2 separate regions of the Mus musculus genome follow, and region 1 is linked to region 2. Evidence: chromatin contacts called from ENCODE Hi-C or POLR2A ChIA-PET data. All regions are on one chromosome and are shown on one strand. The core of a region is the stretch at or near the end of the contact, and the rest is flanking DNA. Distances in the headings are between cores, read along the strand shown.

Region 1 (7,216 bases), core at 4,663-7,162, 42 kb after region 2:
GTGACAGGGGTATATCTCTCACTAGGAATACGGAAATGCAGCTGAGAGATGACCAGGAGACTGCATGTCTTTCACAACCTGTCCAAGATAGATAGTCGAAAACTACCTTCATGGGACACAGGGTGGCAGAAAAGGTGACAGATTCTTCTAGGAACACACAGTCTTCTCAGGTGTGTCAGGACATGCTGAAGGATTAGATCTTGTCTTGTTGCTGCCACAAAATGCCAGACAAGGGAGTTTAAAAAGAAGGAAGGTTGGCTCATGGTTCCTAGGATATAGCCCACCATGGTGGCAAAGGCACAGTGGCAGCAGGAAGTGGCTGATCACACTGCATCCACAGTCAAGAAGCAGAGGGAATAGACGTGTGTGTGTGTGTGTGTGTGTGTGTGTGTTTGCTCTTTTTCCTCTTTCTACATACTTGTGAGACCCCAGCCTACAGAATGACACCATCTTCATTCAAAATAGGACTTCCCACCTCAATTAACCTAGGGGCATCCCTCTGAGACATGTCTACAGGTTTGTTTCCATGGTAACTCTCCCTTCAGGTTGACAACAAAGATCAACCTTCGAACTAGGCTATAAAGACGAGACAGTAAGCGCCCATCCAGTTTATCAGGGCAGTAAAAGCTACGGTGATTTGTAGACCAGTCTGTAAACTGCAGGCCCTCAACCTCCCCTCCTCACAGCCTATCATTCTTGGGTCTGAGCATGACAGTGAAGGATACACACAGATGGAGGCATGAGCTGACCACCTCACAGACATAAGAAACAGCCTCCCACTTAAGGTTTGTTCTTGTGTCCCACACGCTGTCCCGACCCTGACAGCTCTCCTCCCGTAGGCCTGAGGACCAAAATCCTGGGACCTTAGTCTGGAAATTCTTCTGACAGGCCTCCTTCCCTTCCCCAGATGCCAAGGTCATTAGCAGACACTTTTTCCCATTTAGCAGCCAAATGGCCAGTCGGTTGGGACAGTAGTGAGCCCTGTTTGCTTTTATGGGCTGAAAACCTACTTGGCCGCTGTCTCCAGTCAGTTCGGCTTCCAAATACTTGCTAGTAAATGGGTGAACTGTTTTCTCATGGCCATGTTCTCATGGCCATGTTGAAGCTGGCATCTTAGGATTATGAGATGACGAGAGAGCTCATCTTCCCCAGGGAAGAAAGTGATTTATCCCCGCAATGGACATCAGGTAGACCAAGCCAGGGCTGGCCCAAGAGACCTCAGACTAAGCCAGAGCCACATCGAAAGCTCAGCCTGGGCCTGGCAGAGACAAACCATGAGAAATGCCCCATCTTCTCCCTCACTACAACCGGGCAGCCCCCAGACAGCGCCTTTCATTCAGACCTGGCCCTGGGCCTTGGGGGTTGCTCCGGGCCAGGCCTGGAAGAAGCTGTTATTTTCTCCAGCCATGCGTGTAGAGTCTAAGGCTCACAGAAGCATCGGCTGCAACGGGGGCTAGGGAAGGACAGAGGAGCCTTCTGGAATGAGGTGTACTGGGCTGGTGGGCTGAGAAGAGCTCAGCTCCTGGGACAGTGACCAGCATGCAGGCTCTATATTTAGTTACTGACACCACAGCTACTTCTCATGTCCACCCACTTGGAAAGGCCTTTCCCAGCCTCCCAGCAAAGTGTCCTCCGCACTGGCAGGGGTGTTCTCCCTGTCCCCTGATGACCATCTAGACAACACTCCATTACACTGAGAACACCTTACTTAAACCTCCCATTTCCTATCTTCACCCAATAAGAGCCCTGCCCCCACCCCCACCCAAATCCCGCCCTAGGAAGGGCCTAGAACCTGCATGTTCATGCTTGATGCTTGGTACTGAACTTGCAGGGGTTGGAGAGAGGAGCGGGCCTCCACATGTGGGTCTCTCTTCTGTGTTGTGCAATATCCTCTTCCCTTCAGTTCTCAATCACCTTCTACCAGTTCCTCCCCACTCCCCCTCCAGTGCCCCACAATCACCCTCCATTCCATTTCATCACACATTCTAGATTTCAAGCCTTCCAGACTGTGCCACGCCCACCCGGGTTCACCCTCCTGCCCCAGGCTCTCAGGAAGACTGTCGGCTGGGTCTCAACAATGATGTACTACTACATAAGAGGGATTCGGACCCCACCAGGTTTTCTGCATAAACAGACCTGTGACCAAGCAGAATGGGAACAGTAAGAGAATGAGGATAAGCCGCCAGGATGCGACTGTAACAATACATATTGTTACAAATTGTTACAAATGTATAAGCATCATTACTTTTGCATTGGAAGGGTAAACCCAAGCATGGCCATGGGACTGTAACAATACATTGTTACAAATGTGTCCAGGTCATTATGAAGCCCAAGCCTGGCCACACTGAGAGCATCCAGCCAATCACCAAGATGCCCACTGCAGGACTCACAGGAAGGTAGCACATACGGTGTGGATGAGCTGGCCAAGGGGCTGATTGCATCCTGGGAGGATGGAATGAAACCTTCTCCTCCCACTGTTTGCCACAGAGCGCAGCCCACAGTGTCTGACTATTTACTTCTAGAATTGCATTTAGCATTTTGAGATCACAGTTAGTTAGAGATAACTGAAATTCCAAAAGCCAGACCACAGATATGGGTGGGCGGTGTGTTCCCACCCCCACCCCCCATCTCACACCCCTTTCCTGAAGAACAAGATTTGTTTTGATACAAGAGTAATTAGCACACACTCAGTAAACACCTTATGTCACAAATTCACCAGGCTCCTCACTATTAGATCTGCAGATGGCTTCTGGGTACAAAATATTTACAAATCTCATTTCAGTGGCATATGGCCCAAGAGACGAAAGCAACATAGACTGGGAGGTTGGCTTTTCTCCCAACGTGGGCTCCTCCCTACTGTGTCAGGGTGCTTTAGTGCCCACATTAAAATGAGGCCCATGGCTGGTTTTCCCCAGAGACAAACACATGACTCTGTTGGAATTCTTGCATATGAGAGAAGATTCTGGAAGGCTGGAAACCAACGAAGATGCAGAAGAAAAGAGGTGTGCCTGGAAAGGCAGAGCAAGCCCACCCCCAAATACACACTCCACATTCCTTGAATCTTCTAACCCCTGTATTTGAGAGGTGGGGGTGGAAGGATCAGGAGTTAATGGCCAGCCTGGGCTACAAAATATTCTGTCTCGAGATAGAAAAAAAAAATACACCGTCACAAAGGGTGGATTTATATTTTGTGGTCGCCTGTACAATTAGCCATTGTTCTATCCTTAAAGGAACCAAGTGCTGGCACTTGCCTTATTGTGGACAAACCTTTGAAATAATGTTATTTAAAGAAATCCCCCAGCCCCACAGGCCACCTTTCTTATGATTCTATTTCCATGAAGCCTCTATCCCAGGTGCACCCATGGGACAGAGGTTGGCTGGTGACGAGAAAGAAGCTGCTGACAAGAGTGAGGCATGTGTCAGGGGATAATGAAGACGTCCTGGCTCCGATGGTAGTGACTTCTCAACTCCGCACTTCACTAAGTCCTCTCTGGCATGCACCCTGAGGCTGGAGAGAGGATTTGCTTTTTAAAAGGACGGCATTAATGGGGTGTGGAGTAAATGGCACTAGAGTGGATATGAAAAGCGCCACCACAAGCCCTGGCAGGCATTGTTTTCTTTGTCCCTGTGCATCCCAAGTCGGGCAGAGGCGTGCAGAGGGTGACAGCTGCACTGGGCAAAGTGCCAAGCGCAGGCCCGCCTCCCAGCTGATTACCGGGCGTCATGGCTGGTTGACGTTGATTTTCACCTTCTGATGCGCTGAAGAGGCTGCTATCCTTTTTCAGTGTGATAAACATCACATCTCCCAATGTGGCCAGGCAAAAGCATTCTGGGCAGACCCAAGGCCCCAGAGACGCTGGACAGTGTTTGTATTCTCTTCTCCTAAGGCAGAGCAGAACAAATGCTTGCTGGTGCTGAAGGGCTTGGAAGGGCTGTTGGAAGCTTTCTCCTCGACACGATCGCGGCCCTGAAGAGGAAGTTGACATGCTGAGCTGGCTTCAACCTCATCAAAGATGGCTTCTGGACCTTGGACCTCGTCTTCAGTACAGCTATGCCATCGACTCTGCATCACTGGGAGGCAATGACGTCAGCACACTGCACACTCAACTACATCCCAGCCATCAGACTCATACAAGCACACACCCTGTCCCCAGCTTGTCCCTATCCCAACACCTCCTCTATCTGAACGTCTCACAGAGGGGAAGGCACGTTGGCTCTTTGAAGGCACACAATATGATCAGCCCTTGAGGCAGGTGACTCCTTAATCAAGGACTAAAATTACTGATGTTCATAGCAGTGTGGGAGAGACACGCTCATCACTCTCACAGAGAAACGATGCATCCAGATGTGCCCGGATCTCTGGGCCATTTGGAGTATGCTTGTCTTTTCTGCCACCCTTAGAACCCAGTGCTCAGGGTCCCTCTGGAACAGATCCAAGGACAGCTTTGTAGAGTAGCCAGTGTGCCCTAGGACTAAACCTAGGAATGGCTCCAGGAACTACCTGTGTTAGCTATGTTTCAAGGGCTTTACAACAGTAGCTCATTAACTACTATGACATCCCATGGAGCGAATGTCATTACCCATGCTCCACACCTCAGGACTCAGAGGCTCAGGGAAGCTGGTACCCGTGAAGGTACAGTTAGAAAGAGGAACAGCTGACATGTGACTTCCAGGTCAGCTTTCCCTGTCATCTGAGTCCCTGCCTCCGGTAGACAGGAGACATGGCCAGGTGGAAGCTGTCTCCATTCCTGCCCTGGGAGGCTCCTGGGCAGCACCTCTGCTAAGGATGAGACAGCTCTGTGTGAGTAACTAGTGCCAGGGAAGGACCGGAGCAGCCAGAGTCTCATACACTGCGGTGGCCTGTGGCTTCTGGGCTGGCCCTGTGAATGTGGTTGGTCTAATGATGTTGAAGGTTCAGAAACCCTTGGCCCATATTTCTTGGTATGTCCTCTGCTTCCCATACTTCAATGTATTCGTGGGAAGTGGTGTCCTGGGGTCAGCTCTAGGTATAATCTGTATTGTGGGGGGTGGGGGAGGCTGGTGCTGGGTAAATGGGAGTAGGGTAGACCAGAGGAGAGTCCCTGGATTCTGGACACCCCTTCTTTATTCCACAGTAGGACATAAAGGCCTGAGCTGGAAGCATCTTCAAAACAACATGCATCCTCCTTGTGTGGTCATCTGTCTCTGTTGCCTGAGGGGGGCTGTGGGAGGACTTTCTGGAGGAGGCTGCTGGGAGTTTGTTCTAGAAGCATCCATTATTGGACTTGAGGGGAGATGGAAGCTGTGTGACAGGCATCCCACGTGCCTGGAAGGGAGTGAGGAGAGAGGATGCCAGGCCTGCGGCACACATCTGACCTGCAGAAACCCAGGCTGCTGTAGCACATCACCACTGCAGGTGGCTTCCAGAGCAGACTAGAGACTTAACTGCAGAAGGGGTGCTGCACCCTCAGCCCCTGCAGAAGCCAGCCAGGAGGAGCTCAGCCCTGCCGAATGTGACTTGGAACCCGCACCTCCTGAAGGAGGCTTTACCACAGGAAAAACTCCGTGGGAGATTGGCTTTGAGTGTGTGATCTCTGTAGAGGGAGCCAGAAGTGTGGATCTGCACTCTGAAACTCAAAACTGGACCCAGCCAACATGAAGCTGACGTGGCTGCTGTGTGGGCATCACCACGTAGCCACAGACTCTGCCAGCCAGGGTTACACAGCATCCTCTCACAGCAGGCCTGACTTGATGCCCAGGGCTACTCATCAGGGTGGAACTCATGGTAGATGTCAGAACGGGAAGTGTGCATGGGGGTGGGGTGGCCTGGCTCGTCCTAGAGTGCATTTACTTTTGCACAGCCTCACGGCACAGAGCCTGGCTGTCATCTGGAACCACGTGTGAAGTGCTTCCAGGCCTCCAAGCACAAGAGCCTGAAGCTGCTTCCAGCCACGGCTGTGACCTGGATGGACCTGGAGAGAGAAGCTGTGTCCCCTCAGCCCAGGACCTTGGCGCAGTCCCACCGTACCCTACCCAAGCAGTCACTGTGTTGGTTCCCACCAAGGGATCTGCACTTTGACCTCACGGAGAGACACACCCACCTAGCCAGCCTCCCCAGGAACAGGACAAGGAGCTAGGCTGTTGTCCAGGAGACTTTTCTGACAGAAATCTCAGTGATTTGGAGGGATAACTGCTAGTGGTGGAGTGGAAGGAGGGTGTGAGGAGCAAGCCAGGACTCTGAGCCTGTGACTGATGCCTGCCTCCCTCATCTGATGATATTCTCTGGGACAGTGGAGGTCGAATTGGGGGTGGGGGGGTGAAAGTAGACATTTCAGGGGGCTGAGGCGTCTGGCATCCAGTGTCAAGTGGAGACAATAAGTGAGTTTCCATTAATGCTGGGCAAGCCAGTATTTCAAAGGAATAGAGCATGTTGGGCCACTGACAAGAGGTGTCCAGAGTAAGGGACAGGGGAAAGAGCCCCAAGAGTCTTCTGGGGCCTCTAAGGTGGCCATATGAGAGGAGAGGCAGGGGCTGGAGAGATGGCTCAGCGGCTAAGAGCACACTGACTGTTCTTCCAGAGGTCCTGAGTTCAATTCCCAGCAACCACATGTGGCTCACAACCATCTGTAATGGGATCTGATGCCCTCTTCTGGTGTGTCTGAAGACAGCTACAGTGTACTCATATACAATAAACAAACAAACAAACAAATAAATAATTTTTAATGAAAAAGAGAAAGAGAAGAGAGGAGAGGAGGGGAGAGGAGAGGAGAGGAGAGGAGAGGAGAGGAGAGGAGAGGAGAGGAGAGGAGAGGAGAGGAGAGGAGAGGAGAGGAGAGGCAGGTATCATGATCATGGAGTCTAAGGCAGCACCATTCTCAGGTTTGTGCGTGGGAATGCTGCAGTGACCATGACCATGACCATGACCCTGACAGCTAGCATTACGGAGAACACTGTCTAAACGCAGCTTCACGCTATTGGAATAGGCATCTAACTTTTATTTTATTTTGCCCACAAAGGGCACCAGCGAGCCAAGGAACCAAGCCATCTATCTAACAAGGCAGAGCTCACAGCGACAGGGCCGGGTAGCCTTGTGGTCTGCGTGGGTTCCGCCCATCTCAGGGAGTCCTTGATGGTCGATCAGTTAAGGCAGCCATGGCCTCCACAAGGCAGGCACTTCGGGCCTTAAATGACCTACACAGAGGAGGGGTTTGGCAGGCAATTGCCAAATCAACCTGGG
Region 2 (6,305 bases), core at 3,044-5,543:
TTCTTAAAAACACAAACTGGATGCCAAGAACAGGCTCCATGTGTGTGAAAGGGAGTCGGGACTCACATTGGTGGTGCAGGCATATGGATGCTCAGGCAGTTATCAGGCAAGATTGGAAGGCAGGGCGCCATCAGCACTCGGGGCTGGCACTAGGATCTGGCAGCTGAGTACACAGCAGCATTTAGAAGCGGCCGCAGGGGGCGGCTGGCGGATGCTATTCTGGGAAGACTGTTTCCAGGCAGAACTTTGCCGAATGACCTTGAGTTTAGTGAGGACGGCATCACGTGGGGCCCCAAAGGCTGAAGGGAGGACTTGGATGGTCCTCTGGGGATGTGGGTTAGGGTGTGGTTTAAGCAGAGGAGGTGATCCTCTGGCTTCATGCATAGCTGTCAAGGTCAAGAGCAGAAGCGGGGTGACCAGAAATGACAGAGCCCAGCCACGGCAGCTAGGCGACAGAAGGAAGGGCAGACGGGGGTATCTAACTGAGCCACCAGGCATGGGTAATGCATTTCTGTTGATGACTATGGGTAGAGAGCAGCAGGACGCAGTGCTCTGCAAAAATAGAAGCTACTGGGGGGCTGGGGCGGTGGCTCAGTGAGTAAGAGCACCCGTTGTACAAACATGAGGATCTGAGTTCGATCACGAGCACACACGTAAAGTCAGACGTGGCTACATAGGCCTGTGAGCCCAGCAGGGTAAGGGCTGGGGAGGGAGACAGGGCTATCTCGGGGCTTGCTGGTCAACCAGCCTGGCTCCAGGGTCAACAGGGACTTTGTGTCAAGGGAATAAGGTGGAAGGTGGTAGGGCTGGACACCTGATGTCCTCTTCTGGGCTGCAGATGAGTGGGGTGGGTGGGTGAGCACACATGTGCATGACATGTGCACATGCACGCATGCACACACTATACACACACATACTATATACCTACACTACACATGCATGTACACACACACTATACACACACATGCACACACTATACACACACACTATACACACACATGTGGACACTATACACACATTCTATACACACACATACTATATACACATTATATATACACATTACACACACACACTATACATACACACATATACACCCATGTGTGTACACTATAATAAACACACTATATGCACACAGAGTGCATGCTCACACTATATACACACTCATACTATCAGGGTACAGAAGAACAGGAGGAAAATCAGGTGACCGCATGTGTGTTCATCCACTGTAGTTACACACCCATATAAGTCTGCACATGTATCTTGCATGCAGAGACCACAAATGGAAGAACCAAGACTTGAACCTTCACACCATGCTGTTCCACATCCCCTAAGTGGATACAGTTAGAACGTTTGTTGTTGCTGCTGCTCTAACCATCGTTACTAAGGGCAACTCTGCACACACTTCTAGTCCCTATGGTCTCAGGGTCCCTCAGGCTCTGTGTTGTCTATCAGCTCTTGGGTAAGACTCTCAGTGCTCTCTACAAAGGTCCCTCTGAGAGCTGACTGGCCCCTGATGGTGACCAGGGTTCTTCTGGGAGATGGAGAACAGACAGGGTGAGAGGCCTTCTGAGTCTCTAAGGTTTCACCCAGGGTGATGGCGCTGGTCTCTGGTGGCATGCAGAGGAAGGTAGAGTCACAAGACTTATGACTTGTGGCTTCCCCTTCTTCCTCTAGCAGCCCCAGCATTCGGTGGGCTGGAGACATCTCCGCCAGAAGTCTCAGACTTCCTTTGAGGCCAGAGCAGAGAGCTGCATAATCCCTCTGTAAAGAGGACTGGTTAAAATGGAAGAGCCAGAACCCCAGGACCCCTGTCCTTTGACCAGAGAGCTCAAGGCAGGATGGGTTTCTCAGAGACACTCTTGACAGGGCTCACTACTTAGGCCATTCTAGTCTGGGCGTCTGAGGATGAGATTCAGTAGTAAAGCCCGTATCTAACAGCCACAGAGCCCTGGCTTCAGCCGTCAGCACTAGGGGTGGGGGAAAGGCTATGACGGGGCTTGGGGAGATGGTTCACTGGGCAAAGTGCTCATGCAGGCACCTGACAGCACCCAGTAACACTAAATACTGAGCAGATAGAGACGGGTGGAGATCACAGGGTAAACAGTCTAGCTGAATTACTGAGTTCCAGGCTCAGCAAGATACTCTGTCTCAAAACAATAATGGTAGAACAGTTGAAGAACTCCATGGACTGACCTCTGGCTCAAAGGGCACTCATATACACAAGTGTAGCCTGCCCGCTTCACACCTTCACACATGTATCTCTCCCTCTCTCAAATCCACACATTCAGAGACTGTGACCAGTGTCTCTAGGAGCCCAGACTGAGTCACCCAAGCAATAAGTCGCTGTCTTTGTCTTGGGGACATGGGAGTCCCCAGTCCCGGCGTGCATAGACTCACGCCATCCTGTCCACAGCACAAGGCCATCTCTGCTAAGATTCGGCGTTATTCTGAACTTGGCCTCATGTTCTTAACACTCGAGTGACTTTGGATCAGGCATAGTGAGCACCCAGTACTCACAGATATAAATGGAAAACTGCTGCAGAGCTGACCGCAGGGAAAACAGTTATTAAATGCCACGGGTCTCTGACTCTTGGGATGACTGACATCTGTGCTTGTGAGCTGGCGGGAGAGAGGAGTCAAAAGTTAGGGGGCTCTGAGTTCTCCTTCTAGAAAGTTCGGCAGCATGGAAGGAGAAAGGCCCTCCTCAAGTGAAGGTGGGCAAGGGTGTGGGCATAAAGACATAGGGGCCCTAGAGAGGGAGCCTGCAGGGTCCCCAAAAGCCAGTGAGGTGACAGAGACAGGCCCAATCCAACCCTGCTTTGCAGGTGTTGCTGGACTGACAGGGGGCGGGTGTGAGGAAAGGGGAGAGTTGGGGTCGGGGAGGGTGGGGGAGAGGAAACAGTAGCTTCTAGGGCTCTGCTGGGCAGCTGGGCCTATGGTACAAGTGGAGGTTGGAAAATTCGAGAAGGAGGGCTAGAGAGAGAAAGGGGGAGGACTGGGGTGGGGTTGGGGTGCTAGGCTAGGGGCGGCAGGTTTCTGGGTTCTATGTGGGTAAACTTAGAGGCTCACCTTCTGGGCTATGCCTCACTGCCGAGGAATCAAGGAAAAAAATAGGCACGTGTGATTTCTGTGTGGAGTTGCAGTCCCCAAGGTCACAGCCGACCCGCTTCCTTCAGTCAGAGGGCCACAGCAGGTTCCTCCCAGAAGCCCCTGTGGCAGAGCCATCGACAGGTGGAGAGGGAGAATTAGCCACGTGGCCTTTTCTCATCCTGTTCCCGTGCTCATTAAGGAAGTTCAGCGCCACCTTCTCGACACCTGCTTAATTGATTATGGGTTCAGAAGCCAAATTTAAACCCAGGCTTCTCATGACTAAAAACAGCAACAGCATTTGGCTTGATTTTTATAATATGCAAGAGTCAGGGTGTCTTTCCCTACATGGAGGAAGGGGGCACAATGTGAACAGGTCCTCTGATGTTTTGAGAAGAGCCAGAAGCAAAAATCTATTGATTACAAAACAAAACAGAAGAGTTGGTAGCTAACCAAGAAGAAAACAAAACAAAACAAAAAATACTAGTTTGTGCTGTCTGCCTGCCTGCCTGTCAGTGTTCTGCCTGGCTAAGCTCGTGGCACCTTCAGGACCCAAGGAGCTGGGCTCAGAAACTATGACAGACACCCAGCTTGACCCTGTTTTCAGAGTGACCAAGCTTGCGTTTACCACTCCCACGTTTGATAGAGGTGTGGGTGCAGCCCACACTTCGGCTCCCTCTGAGTGCCACAAGAAGCATCCTTGTCACCCAGGTGCTGTGAGAAAGGTCCCTTCCCCCAACCTCATGGCTGACACCCTGAGGCAGGAGGGACACGCACTAGGCACCTGCACCCATATAGGGAGATGAGTCTGCTGCTTCCCAGAGGCTGAGGCTGTGTCTGCTCAGAATTGGTGGCTGAGGCATGATGAGGGGGTGTTGTCAGGAGCTCCAGAACTTGGTATGAGTAGCTGGCCTGGGAGCTAATCGGTCACCCACACCCCAGCACTGTGGTGACAGATGTATGTCACCTTGCCTGGGTGCTGGAGGATTGGACTCAGGCCCTCATGCTTCTGAGGTGAAAACTTTACCAACTTTAACCAGGCCCAAGGCAGGCCAGTTTTAAAAGACTAGCCAAATAATTGCATAGCAGGTTCCTGGAGCTGGCCCAGGAGATCGCCCAGAGCTTCAGCGTGAGTGTGAAGTGCCTGGAAAATGTTGTCCCAGCAGGATGCATGGGCTGGGCCTGGAACTTAAATGTCATCAGTCAGGGGCTGGATGAGCCACTGAAGTCACAGAGAAAGGTGTCAGGATGACCTCAGCCTCGGCCCTTTGCTGTGGGGAGGTTTAGTCATGGAAAGAAACTAGATCTGCTTTTTCTGCACCCTCACCACCCCCAGGCTGACGCTGGGGAAAGCACATTTTGGTTGGCTGGCTAGCCAGCCTCCTCTTAAATATTTAACCCAGGCAGGGCAGTTCCTGCCTCCCACCTCCCTACCTCCCTCCCTCCCACCCTAGCTGTCCTTCAGCATCAGAGCTGGGGCCGGGAGGAGGGGCCCAGGACACATGTTTCTGAGTTAGAGATGCTGAAATCCTGGTAGTTACAGCAGTTTTAATAAATGGGGTTAATGCTCCAGGGTGAGGCTCTCCGTGTGCTGGTCACGCACAGCTGCCTGCATCAGTCCAGAGGTTTGTTTAAATGTACAGTTTAGAAGTGGATTAAGCAAGCTCTCTGAAGCCCAGTGTGCTGGGCAGGCGAGCACAGGGGACTGGTCAGAGCACAGACCCAGAGCCAGGGACAAGGATGCACAAGGCTGATTGACTCCAAGGATAGCGGGATGGAAAAGGAAGAGGCTTAAGTGAGATTTTTCAGTGAGCCCACAGCTGTTGGCTTCTTGGGGCGCTCACTGCAGCGGCTGGGGTTGCCTCCGCTTCTTCAGAGTCTGGGTCAGGCCTGGCAGATCAGGTCAGAGCTCGCTCTGTCCTTGGCCACTAAGGTGGATCCTCACTTCTCTTCCCTAGTCCTCCTTCCTCTGTCCTGCTGCATCCTGGATCCCACTTCAGCCATATTTAATGAGCCTTGGTAGCTTCAGTGCTACACCCCAGAGTGGACAAATGACAATAGGATTATTTCTTAGGTTTCTAGGTCTGAGAAGATTGAGGTCAAGGTTCTGGAAGAGCTGGCGTTCGCTGAGGGCCACTTTCCATCAAGGCATGGTCTCGTGACTTAACTACTCCCAAAGGCCGTGCTTCTCAACTGGGTTTTGTGGGGAATGGAGTGCTGACATACATCTGGACGCCTTTAGGCAAATGAATCCAGCTCAGCATTGCTTGGGACACTGGGGAGCTCATGGGCGAGCAAATGAGGTCATGGGATGCTTACCCGACTCTGTGAGACGGCTTAACCTACAACACACACTAAGCAAAAGATGCACTGCTTGACAGTGGCTCGTGCCATCTGCCCTGAGGTGGATGTGACACATTTGCACAGGTGACGTAGTAAGGACAGGCACCTGGGGACAGGGAGTGGGGCTGGCAGGAAGAGGTGCCTCCCAGAGGCAGGAGCAATGGCGGCGGCGGCGGCAGCAGCAGCAGCAACAGCAGCAGCAGCTTTGAGGAGAGCCTGAGACTTGGAAGGGAAAAGCTTGGTAACACACTGTAACAGGTACGAGCCTGACTCTCTGGTGAACCATCTAGGTTCTCGTGTCTCAAGACAAAGGACTACACTGGGCACATATGGTGAGAAACAGAAATAAAGGTGAGCCAAGAAGCAAGATCACTGAGCAAGGGAAATGGACTTCCAAGAATAGGAATGGGCTATTGAGCAGAGGGGAAAGCCAGAAGCACTGGGTTGGAGGCAGGGGACACTTAGAAGGCATTCACATAGCACCCACCTCTCCCACATCTGTATAGCCTGGGTTTTCCTTGTACATGCCCTGTTTGCGACTTGAAGCCTGGGTGATGGAGGGCTTCTAGTCTTTCTCTTCAAACCAGCTTCTTTTGTATGTAAATCTTTTAAAAGGATTTATTTTTATTATTGTTAATTATATGTGTGCACATATGTCCGTGTGGGGGTACTGCACATGAGCGCAGACCCACAGAGGCCAGAGTCATCAGATCCCTGGTTACAGGCAGATGTGGCCCACCCAACTTTGTAATGGGAACTTAACTCAGGTCCTTATGTCCTCTGTAAGAGCAGCAAGTGCTCTTAACGGCTGAACTAACTCCAGTCCTTGTGTGTGAATCTTGACGGGCCTTTCTCCAGTCTCTACTTTCCTGCTG

Evidence for each region. Hi-C counts contacts between places; a loop is a spot of excess contacts on that map. ChIA-PET counts read pairs that join two places held with the same protein, here RNA polymerase II (POLR2A).
Region 1: a loop to region 2 is called in a map of heart, with 1.9 times the contacts of the local background. The contact joins two enhancer-like sites. A Hi-C loop is called at or near these places in 2 of 37 maps with a recorded cell type or tissue (adrenal gland and heart). POLR2A ChIA-PET finds 5 or more read pairs at or near these places in 3 of 5 experiments (Patski and embryonic stem cell).

The regions. Positions count from the first base shown.
Region 1 is chr2:166,356,572-166,363,787 of GRCm38, reverse strand. No RefSeq gene overlaps it. Among named protein-coding and RNA genes, the nearest start is that of Gm14268, 30 kb to the left of the region's middle. Within about 2 kb of position 5,912, at least 1 of the 3 ENCODE cell types and tissues checked has a DNase peak (open chromatin) inside an H3K27ac peak, as active enhancers do; it is heart, where a contact is called at or near this core.
Region 2 is chr2:166,397,404-166,403,708 of GRCm38, reverse strand. No RefSeq gene overlaps it. Among named protein-coding and RNA genes, the nearest start is that of Gm30796, 4.4 kb to the left of the region's middle. Within about 2 kb of position 4,293, at least 1 of the 3 ENCODE cell types and tissues checked has a DNase peak (open chromatin) inside an H3K27ac peak, as active enhancers do; it is heart, where a contact is called at or near this core.